2 separate regions of the Homo sapiens genome follow, and region 1 is linked to region 2. A link is a contact called in ENCODE Hi-C or POLR2A ChIA-PET data. All regions are on one chromosome and are shown on one strand. The core of a region is the stretch at or near the end of the contact, and the rest is flanking DNA. Distances in the headings are between cores, read along the strand shown. Region 1 holds the start of ABHD2 (abhydrolase domain containing 2, acylglycerol lipase). Region 2 has its middle 66 kb from the start of ISG20.

Region 1 (5,679 bases), core at 3,139-5,638, 380 kb after region 2:
CCTCATCCTTTCCATTTCCCTCACAGTGATTACACTGATGAGGTCTAGTCTCAAAAACCTTAACTCGGTCCTCAAACCGTTTTTGGTAACCATATTCGAAAGGAAAAGTTTCTCGCACCAGGTGGTGAGATTTTGCTAGTGTAAAAAAAAAAAAAAAAAAAATCCTGCATGTGTTGGAGAGTGTGTATATAGGAACTGTCTGTACTTTCCACTTAATTTTGTTATAAACCTAAAACTATTTATTTATTTAGAGACAGAGTCTCCCTCTGTTGCCCAGGCTGGAGTGCAGTGGTACGATCTTGGTTCACTGCATCCGCCGCCTCCTAGGTTCAAGCGATTCTCCTGCCTCAGCCTCCCAAGTAGCTGGGATTACAGGCACACGTCACCACACCCAGCTAATTTTTGTATTTTTAGTAGAGACGGTGTTTCGCCAATTGACCAGACTGGTCTCAAACTCCTGGCTTCAAGTGATCCGCCCACCTCAGCCTCCCAAAGTGTTGGGATTACAGGCATGAGCCACGGCGCCTGGCCCTAAAACTGCTTTAAAAAATAAAGTCTATCTATATTTTCTAAAAATCCTGAATCCTGTGATCACTACTTCTGAGGGCTAGAACTTAGAAAATGAGTGAGGACCTTAGAGGAAGGTTCTGAAATGGGCTCCTATAATAGCTGTGGCAAACATTTATTAAACATTTTTAGGTATTTGCCAGGTACTGTTTGATGCACTTTGCATCTGTGAACTCATCTGCCACTCAAAGGACCCCATGAGACAAGCACTTCACTGTCCTCTGCGTTTTACAGAAGAAAGTAGGGCACAGAGATGTGCTGTACTCGCCCAAGGTCACAAGGCTAGGAAGGATGGAATCAGGATCCAATCCCCAGCAGTAGAGCTTCCAAATCCCCTTTCTCTGAACCATCCCCCGAGGACACAGAATAACAAAAATGACAAACTGAGTGAATTGCTGATTTTCCTTAAAAGAATAAATAGAACATATTATCTGCTCCAACCACTGCTCCCTGCTGTCTCCCAGAGTACCTTGACTTTCTCAGGTTAGTAAATCCTGCAGAGGCCCCAGTTGAGTTAGAAGCAGTTCTGCTTTAATGAAGTCCTGCAGCTTTGGCCATCCCAGAAGGTGACTGGGGCATACCCTCTCCCTTGTTCTTTTTTATTACAAGGTACTGTCACGGTTTTGAAAATTCACTTTACAGCCACATCCCAACACCTGCTTATCTCAGGCCAAGGCTCACCAAATCCTCAATCCCAACGGGCCACTAAACTTGAAGGCAAAAATAAGTCCATTTTGTCTCCTAAATGGCCTCCCTCAGAAATGATTTATAGAATGAAATAATATGATTAAACAGAATATGGCAAGACTGCAAGCAGAAGGGAGGAAACAGAAACCAGAGACAATTAAGGAAACAGTTCTGTGTGCTGGGAAATGATAATGGATCATTCTTTAAGCCTGCCAGAGCTGCAGAGAAGATGCCCGGATCCTTTTACTCTTCCTCCTCTTCCTGAGCTCAGTCTGTGCCTCTTTTTGAGCCTCTGTGACATAATTGTGTTTTAGAATTCCTGAACTGGAAAGATGTCCTTTTCTGGAACTGGTGGCTGAACCTATGTTCCTGAGATGGGAGAAAAAAGCCATTTACACAATGGCGAGCCCATCTGCAATCTACTCCTAACAGCTGCTTTTTGTGGCTCTGAATCAAGTTGGAGAAATCATCCTGGATCTCAGGAGCCACTTCATGCTTTTCAGGGCCTAACAAGACATCTCACTTTCCCTTAGCAAACACAGGCAGAAGCAAACCTGTATTGGGCTGGGCCTATTTCCGTAACATGCATGCAGCCATGTGTATGGCTACCAAGCAGCACTGTTTAAAGACAAGAACCAGAAAACTGTGGATCAGAACCAAATGTGTACATAGATATGTGTACACACCCCTCCAAAACTAGTGACAAATCTTTTTTGTTTTTTTTTTTCTGAGACAGAGTCTCACTCTGTCATCCAAGCTGGAATGCAGTGGTGCAATCTCACTGCAGCCTCTGCTTCCTGGGTTCAAACGATTATCCTGCCTCAGCCTCCTGAGTAGCTGGGATTACAGGTGTGTGCCACCATGCCCAGCTAATTTTGTATTTTTAGTAGAGATGGGGTTTCACCATGATGGCCAGGCTGGTCTGGAACTGCTGACCTCAGGTGATCCTCCTGCCTTGGCCTCCCAAAGTGCTGGGATTACAGGCTTGAGCCACTGTGCCCAGCCTATTTTTTAAATTATTATTAATTTTTAATTGACAAAATTTGTATATATTTATGATGTACAACATGCTTTACTTATTTATGTTTATCATGTTATTATGTTTATTTGTCAAACAAGGTCTCACTCTGTGGCCCAGGCTGGAGTGCAGTGGTGCGATCACAGCTCACTGCAGCCTCAACTTCCTGGGCTCAAACAACCCTCCTGCCTCAGCCTCCCCACTAGCTGGGACTACAGGCATGCACCACCACATCAGGCTAAATTTTAAATTTTTTGTAGAGACGGGGTCTCACTATGTTGCCCAGGTTGGTCTCAGACTCCTGGGCTCCGCCTCAGCTTCCCAAAATGTTGGATTACAGGCGTGAGCCACTGTACCGGTCCATGTTTTGATACATGTATACATTGTGGGATAGCTACACCAAGCTAGTTAACATATGCATTACCTTATATACTTATCTAGTGATAATCTAAAGCTCTTTTTTGGAAGTCCAAACTGTTTTAACTCAGAGTCAGGACGATGGGGTTCATCACTAAGAGACTTTGCTACTGAAGCCTGGGTTTTTCTTTTCCAAGATGAAAGAGAATACAGAGGAATATATAAACACTGAGATGAAACCTTTTTTTTTCAAGGTAACATGACAACTGAATGAAAAATAGAGCAATGGCAAAGGATTCTTTCTTCTCCTTCACTCTGATGTACCATGGCTGTGAGTTCTTTCAAAGACAGACACAAAGGGTCTGGGGCTACATTCAGGCCTGAGAAGCTATTTCTGTCCACACTCTGTGATGTCTACACCTTCAGAATGGGGAATGGGTTTCAGGGGTCTCTGACAGATAGAGCTCATGCAATGATTTCTGGTCCGGTGCTGATCAGCCTTCAAAGGATGTTATTTGGTTACGCTCCATAAAACTTGAGCCAGCCCACTGTTCCTTGTCACAACCTGAAATATGTTGGGAAAAATTTACATGGTAACAAATGCCACTTCCCTTCTCTGACTAAATCGCTCCTCTCATTTCATCCCCTGCTCCCTCTCTCCGAGCCCTATGGGGCCTTGGTAGGGTGGCCTTGTCTGCCCTACAGGGGTTGCATTTCAAGTCGCTCAAGTGTTCTATTCTTGGTACACGACATGCCATTGCAAAAGCAGTTTCAGGCTCATAGAATTTTAGAAATGGGCCTAGTTTCCCAGCCGGATGAGGTGAGTGGGTGATGGGGGAAGAATCAGCCTTGATTGAATGCCTGTTGAGTGCCAGCCACTGTTGGCATTTATCAGAGTTTATTTAATCTTCTCATCAACTACTATTGTTACCCTCAGTTGCCAAGTGAAGGGAGCATGCGGGAAGGTTAAGTGACTTGCCCAAGCCCACACAACCGGTAGGAGCCCCAATTCCAGGCCCTAGTTCCAAGGCTACATTCTTCCAGGCGGCCTCCAACTGGGTTGGTTAAGGGTTGAAAGGACAGTGGGACAATAACTGAGGCCCGTATTGCCCAGAGCGTCCCCATCCCCCGTCCGGAGCTGGAAGAGGCCATAGACCGCTGCCTCCACATCTTTTCCTCTCCTTCGGGTTCGGTGACTCACGACCCTTCTTCCTCTCTCCCGGGATATGACCTCAAATTTCACCCCTGCGAAATTTGAGTACACGTGAGTCAGTCAGTCGGCCTGGACCCATAAGAGCCCCAGCTGAGCTACCAGCAGCTGAGCTACCAGCCGACCTCATTCCTCTGAGCCCAGTCGACAGCTGACCTTACCCAGCCCTCTAAAGCAGTTTGCGGTCACAATTACCCGTCTCTTCACCCCGCCCCCATCGACATCAAACACGACCCACCTTCTAGCCCTCCTCCCCTTTCCCCGCCCACTCCGGGCTGGCCTTATCCAGTAGCGTCTGGGTCCCTGGACTAAAGCCGTCAAATGTAACCAATTGCTGAGGAGCTCTCCCCTAAGAATCCCGCCTCCACTCTGAGGAACAGCTTCGCTGATCAATGGATCCCCTCCTAGACGCAATGAGCGCGCGGGGCAAGTGGAGAAGCGGCTGAACTGCCCAATGAACAAGCGGTTTCCGTGGTTAGGGGCGTGGCAGAAGCGGTCGTCAGGGGCGTGGCGGCAGTTACTTGGGCGGGGCCGGTAGCGGCGGGAGCTGCACTGGCCAGGGGTTCCGGCTGTATATCCATGAGCGCCGCTGGCAGCCGGGGAGCTGCAGGAACCAGACTGGGGGCGAGCTGAGCACCTGTAGTCAATCACACGCAGGTAAAGCCACGGCCGAGCGAGCTCCGCGGAGCGGGGATCGCACCCCGGACCCGTCGAACCGAATCTCCGAGCCCCGAGGTCCCCGGCGTAGCTCGGCCCATCACGCCGCAGCCTGAGGGGATCCTGGGGGGCCTGTCATCTGGCGCCGTGGGGGTCCCAGGGGCTGGCTTGCCCAGTGGTGGGGACAGCCCAGATCGCGGCGGGGGATACGCCTTCCTGAGGCCCTTTGTCCCCTTCTGCCCGAGGAACCGAGGTTGGGGACAACCCCGACCGCGGCCTTTCCCCCATTGGTGCTCACTCCTGGGTCTTCAGGGGCCTGGGGAGGGGTCTGCCGGTTCAGGCTCGGCGAAGAAGGTCCGGGATCCGCACCTGGAAGGAGAGGGCCGAGGGGCCTGATTACAGCCCGAGATACCCGAGAGGCCTCTGTGTTTCGGGGCTCCAGGGGCTCACGCAGGACCAGTGGGTTTAAGTTCTAGAAAGGCAGCTTTTGACCCACTTGGAAGCACATTTACCGAGTTCGGCCCCGCGACCGGCACTGTTCTAGGCCCTTCGTGAGCTTTTCCCACAGCTAGAGCTGTCCAGCAGCGCAGGAGGCTGCCTGCCAGGCCGGGCAGCTAGCGCCTCGACCTTGGCGATGTCCAAGCAGTGGCCTGATGACAGCCACCTGTGTCGGATGCTTAGGACTCCCAAGGGAGGACTGCATGACCCATCTGTAAGGGCCTTCTCTACCCACAAATGCACTCTAAGTGGCCTTTGATGCCTAGCTTGAGAAGAGTACTTCTGGGGGTCCATTAGGTTCCAAGTGGCTGTTGAATTCACCCATAATGAATTTTGAGGTTTCAGCTCTCAAGAGTGGGTGTTAGCAAAGAGACTGGATTATACAAAAAGATAGAGGTTTATTTAGCCACTGTGAAACTCCTTGTATTTGAACTACCATGGACCGCTCTCTTAATCTTCCCAATCTCTCTTTTTTGGTTGCTGGACCTCCAGTTTGTCAGTTTCACCTGCATTCCAGTAACCAAATCCAAAGGCATGTTCCAAGAACAGGCTCCACAGAGGGACCTGGAGAGACTGCAGGTTTGGCAGAGTCAACAAGATCTGTGCCCAGAGCTTTTCGAAGGCCGTTTCCTTACAGCCACATTAAGCAGAGTCCAAAAGAGAAATCCTTCACTACCCTCTGTCA
Region 2 (5,567 bases), core at 2,048-4,547:
CTCCTCCCCACCAATCTCTGAGTCCCTGGTGCATTTTCCAGAGACAGCCCCTAAGGAGTAGGTGAATGTGGCCATCTCTGCCCCCACTAAGTACAGGTCATTTCTCTCATGTTGTTGCCTGTAATGCACCTTAAACTAATGCAAGCCCTGAGTCTTGCAGAGGCTCCTAGAGCCACACTCTAGAAGCCAGTATCTCAGCTGTGAAGCCTGGGCAAGTCACTTTACCATCTAAGCCTTGTTTTTTGCTTTATTTGCTTGGGCTTTTTTTTGTTTTTGGTTAGTTATTAATTTTCAGGTACAGAAAGTTAATTATATCCTTTTGATAGAATTATATGCTATCCTTAGAAAGGGTTCATTATACCCTTCAATTCAGGTATGTTATAATCATTAGTTAATGCAAAGCCCTCCTCTTATTTTCTTTTTTTATGGCTTTACCTAACATAAAATAAATAAACTGCACATATTTAAAGTCTGCAGTTTGATGAGTTTTACACTTGAGAAATCATCACCATAATCAAGATAATGAAGGTGTCATTCATATAAAGGTTTCCTCCTGCTCCTTGATAATTCCTCCCTTCTGCCCCTCCCTACTCCAGAGGTAACTACTCATCTGCTTTCTGTCATTACAGATTAGTTTGCATTTCCTACAGGTTTCTATAAATGAAATCATACAGTCTAGATTCTTCATTCAACAGTAATTACTTGGAAAGTTATCTATATCGTTGCATGTATCGGTAGTTTTTCCTTTTCATTACTGAGTGGCACTCTGTGGTATGGTTTTACTATACTTCGTTCATCCATTTATCTGTTGAGGGACATTTGAGTTGTTTCCAGTTTTTAGCCATTAAAAATGAAACTGCTTTGAACATCCAAATACAAATCTAGGTATAGACATATATTTTCATTTCTCTCTTGAAGTAGAATGATGGGATCATATTTTGTTTTACTTTGTTTTTCTCCTTCATCTCCTATCTCCCTCTCTTAAGCACACACTCAGACATTTAATGTATGCCTTTGCATATACACATATCTTTAAAAAATGTACAGAGCTGGTGTGTGTATGTGATGGGCGTAACTTACATACATGGTACTAGGCTGTCAATTTAGTTCTGTTACTTACTTGTTCCACGTTTCTACGTTGGTGCTGGTGGTGGTGGTGTGTGTGTGTGTGTGTGTGTAACAGCGTCTCGTGCTGTCATGCAGGCTGTAGTGCAGTGATGCAATCACAGCTCACTGCAGCCTTGACCTCCCAGGTTCAAGTGATTCTCTTGCTTCAGCCTTCTGAGTAGCTGGGACTACAGGCACATCACCATGCTCACCTAATTTTAAAAAACATTTTTTCTTTTTGTAGAGATGGGGGTCTCACCATATTTCCTAGGCTGGTCACCAATTCCTGGGCTCAAGCAATCCTCCCGCCTTGGCCTCCTAGAGTGCTGGGATTATAGGCATGAGCCACTAAGTCCAGCCATGTCTCTATGTTTTAGAGATCCATCTATGCACATATGTCATTAGAAATTTGTTGCTTCTGACTGCTGCACAGTATCCCATAGTGTGACCCTACCACATTTTACTGAATCCTCCCCGGATTAACATCAAGGTTGTCTTCAACTCAGCACTCCCATAAATAATACCACATGAACATGTCCTTGTACCGGTCCCCTTGCTCGCCAGTACAAACACGGAGAGTTGGAACTGAGTCCCAAGGTGTGCGCTCACTTTATCACCAAGGGCAGCTAGCCCAACTGCTTCCAGCACCCATCTGTGCTCCAGTCCCCATCTCCCACATCCCCTGGCCAACACATGGTACCATCTGCTTTACTAATCTGATGGATGTCAAGTAGTATCTTGTTCAATATATATTTGCCTAGTTACTAATGAGATTGGGGATCTTTTCAAATACCTGCTACCTATTAGGACTTTTCTTTCTATAAATTGCCAACGGGTGTCCTTTGCCCATTACACATTTGTATTTCCTATCATTTCCTTGTTGATTGGAAGAAGCTCTTGGTTTTGCTTTGTTTGAGTTAAGGTATAGTCTACACATGTTGCACAAGATATTAACTGTGGAGCTTGATTTATTTTTACACATGGACACACCTGTGTAATCTCCACCCAGGTTAAGATTTAGAGCTTTTCAGCCCCTCAAAGGCTCTTGTGTCCCCTCCATTTACCTTTCAAGGCAACTACTACTTTGACCTCTACACCTTAGATTGGTTTCGCTTTCAAAAACCTGTATATAAACAGAATCATGCAGTAAGTTCTCTTTCATATCTGGCATCTTTCAGATTTATCTAGGTGGTTGTGTGCTAGGTCATTCTTTTCCACTGCTGTGTAATATTCCATTGTATGCCTATGCGGAATTTATTTACCCTTTTTCTTGTTGATGGACATTTGGGTTGTTTCCAGTTTGGCGTTATTATGAATAAAGTTTCTATGAACATGTTTGAACGTGTCTTTTGGTGGCTATAAGCACTCAATTCTGTTGGTAGTGGAATTGGTTCATCACGGGAATTTTGAATGTTTGGCTTTAATCTCCACTACTGAACGTTTTTCTAAAGTGGCTGTACCAATTTACACTCCTACCAGCAGCGTATGAAAATTCCAGTTGCTCCTCATCCTCATTAATATTTCATACTTTCAGTCTTTTAAATTGTAGCCATTTGGTGGGTTTATAGGAATCCTTGTGTATTTTAAGATAGTCACCTCTTGTGGGTTTTACATATTGTGAATATAAATTTCATCCATCTATTATCTTAGTCCATGGCGAATAGTCTTTGTCTCCTCACCTGTAAAATGGAGATACTACTACTTGAGGCTTTAGCATAAGGATTATAGATAATGTGTTTCAAAGATCTGGCAAACAGTGGGTGCTTATTTCATGCCCCTATATATGTATCTCCACCACTAGACTGGGTGCTCTTCCAGGACAGGAACAGGGTCCGAACTGGTGTCGTCCCCAGGGCCCACCCCGTATAGGGCCAGCGAGGAGCAGTTTTTCAATAAAGTTTGTTGATTAAATAACGAAACCTCTCGGAGGCCCTCGCTGGTCTGCCATTTCAGGGAGGTCAGCATGGATTGAGGGTCGGTGGGAGTGAAGAGGGAAAAAGCATTTTCCCTGCAGGGGGCCAACAGGTGTCCAGTGGGTGTGGGGAGCCCCCTCCACCGGGCGTCGGGGCCCTGGACCCCACAGCAGGGGCGGGGAGGCTGACGGGGGCGCAGCTTTTCCTCCTGAGTGTTCGCTGCCCGGGCTGGCGGCGCGGAGCCGGCCCGCCGCCGTCTGCCCCTCTGCCCGGCCCTTTTTTCCAGCAGTTCTGCCAAGAGGAGCGGGGTGCGGGGCAGGAGATGAGGAAGGAGGAGGAGAAGAAAAGGGAGAGGAGAGGAGGAGACGCAAAGGGAAGGGAGGGGTGGGAAGGGAAGAGGAGGCAAAGGGTGGGGAGAGGAGGGGAGGGGAGGAGAGGAGAGGGGAGGGGAGGGACTGGATCGGGCGCCAATCCCGCCCGCCGCGCGCCGCCCGGGCTCCCTCGGGCTCTCATTTACCCCGGCCGCTGGCAGCGGGACCCAGGCGCCTTGCCGCCTCGCTGCGGCCGCTTGGTCCCCACGCCGCCCCCTCCGCAGGCGACGAGGCCTGCAGACCGGACTGGGCAGCCACTCGGGCGCCCGCGGCGGTGGGCATCATCATGCTTCCCGGGCAAACAGCACTTCCAGCCAGAGGGTTCGCGGGGCCTGCACTGAACTCTCTCGACTCTCACTGTGGGAGCTTAGTCCAAGCCTTCCTTTTACCCACTAGAGCCTGAGAACCTGAGACAGGGAGCGATTGAGCCTAGGGCCCGTGGTGAATTAGTAACAGAGTCAGCAGTAGACACTAACCCCAAATACCCGTCCTCCGTTGCCTGTGTCCAATACATAGGTACTTCACTCAGTTTACACCTCCAAGGTCCCTCTTGGCCCCGAAGGATCCTCTCCCTGCCCTGCGTCGAAGATCGCATCCTATGTGTATGCCCTGGAGGCCTGCAGTAGCTCCCAAGGGTCTCCTGCCTCCCTTCTTGTCCCCCTAACATCCCATTCTCCATCCAGCAGCCACAGTGATGGTTTAGAATACGAATCTGCTCACCACCCTGCCCCGATGGCGTGGTAAGCAGATCTGTAAGCAGATTTGAAAGCCTTGTTGGTGTTCAGCACACTGGGAATATAGACTAGAGCCATCCCCAAAGCACAAGCACCGCAGGACCTAGCCTCTGCTTCACTCGCTCCACGCATTGAGCATCTTTTCCCCCAACCTGCCGAATTCACCCAACCCAGGGACTTCACACTTACCATTCCCTCTTCCTCAAATACTCTTTTCCCAGGTTTTTTTTGTTTTTGTTTTTGTTTTTTAACCAGGGGTTCCATGGGTTGAGCTGGGTTTCAAGATAATGATTTTCCTGTGTAACCCCATGTATATTAATTTAATGCAATTACAAACATCCTTCTGGGAAGGGATGCATAGGCTTCACCAGACTGCCCTAGCACCCCAGGCCCAGAAGAGTTTAGGAACTCCTAGACTTTGCACAGCTGGCTCCTTCTTGTCGTTCAGGTCGGAGCTGAATGTTGCCTCCTCAGGGAGGCCGTTTCTGGCTATGTTAGCTGCAGCTGTCCCTGCCTCATCCGGTCGTACCTACACATGGGTCTCAGAGTGCAGTTACTTGAACCAGCAGCATCTGCATCTCCTGGGGATTTAGTAGAAATTCAGATTCTTAGGCCCCAGGCCAGGCTTACCAAGTCAGAAACTATGGGGGTGGAGCCCTTTTATTTATTTATTTACTTACTTACTTATATTTATTTATTTTTTAGATGGAGTTTTGCTCTTGTCACCCAGGCTGTAGTGCAGTGGTGTGATCTCGGCTCATTGCAACCTCCGCCTCTCGGGTTCAAACCATTCTCCTGCCTCAGCCTCCTGAGTAGCTGGGATTACAGGCATGCGCCACCATGCCCAGCTAATTTTGTATTTTTAGTACAGACAGGGTTTCACCATGTTGGCCAGGCCGGTCTCAAACTCCTGATCTCAGATGATCTGCCCGCCTCAGCCTCCCAAAGTGCTAGGATTACAGGTGTGAGCCACTGCACCCAGCCTATTTTTATTTTTTAATTTAAAAAAATGTCAATAGCATTTGGGGTCCATGTGGTTTTTGTTACATGGATGGACTTCTTAGTGGTGAAGTCTGAGATTTTAGTGCACCCCTCACCCAAATAGTATACGTTGTACCCAATATGTAGTTTTTTAAAAAATTATTTTGTACAACACACCCAAAATGGACAGTATATAGTTTTTTAATCCCACGTCCCCTACCACGCTCCCTCTTCTGAATCTCTAAAGTCCATTATACCATTCTGTATGCCTTTGCATACCCATAGCTCCGTTCCCACCTGTGAGAACACATGGTGTTCAGTTTTCCGTTCCTGAATTACCTCACTTAGAATAATGGCCTCCAGTTCCATCCGAGTTGCTGCAAAAGACACTATTTCATTCCTTTTTGTGGCTGAATAGTATTCCATAGTGTATATGTGTATACCCACTTATTGGTTGATGG

What was found. A loop is a pair of places that touch in the nucleus more often than their neighbours do. ChIA-PET counts read pairs that join two places held with the same protein, here RNA polymerase II (POLR2A).
Region 1: a map of gastrocnemius medialis shows a loop between it and region 2 (6-fold over the local background). The contact joins the promoter of ABHD2 here to the enhancer-like site in region 2. A Hi-C loop is called at or near these places in 1 of 168 maps with a recorded cell type or tissue (gastrocnemius medialis). POLR2A ChIA-PET finds 5 or more read pairs at or near these places in 1 of 52 experiments (Caco-2).

Annotation. Positions count from the first base shown.
Region 1 is chr15:89,084,068-89,089,746 of GRCh38, forward strand. It overlaps ABHD2 (abhydrolase domain containing 2, acylglycerol lipase), which reads left to right and starts at 4,389. Exons shown (of 11, transcript NM_152924.5): 1 at 4,389-4,496. LOC124903573 reads right to left here. Exons shown (of 7, transcript XM_047433432.1): 5 at 4,768-4,865; 6 at 4,001-4,619; 7 at 3,494-3,874. The coding sequence ends at 3,660. CARMAL (coronary artery disease region linked MFGE8 regulatory lncRNA) reads left to right here. Exons shown (of 4, transcript NR_183882.1): 4 at 1-162. RefSeq lists enhancers at 3,152-3,797, 4,408-4,587, 4,529-5,048.
Region 2 is chr15:88,701,999-88,707,565 of GRCh38, forward strand. No RefSeq gene overlaps it. Among named protein-coding and RNA genes, the nearest start is that of ISG20, 66 kb to the left of the region's middle. Within about 2 kb of position 3,298, at least 5 of the 41 ENCODE cell types and tissues checked have a DNase peak (open chromatin) inside an H3K27ac peak, as active enhancers do.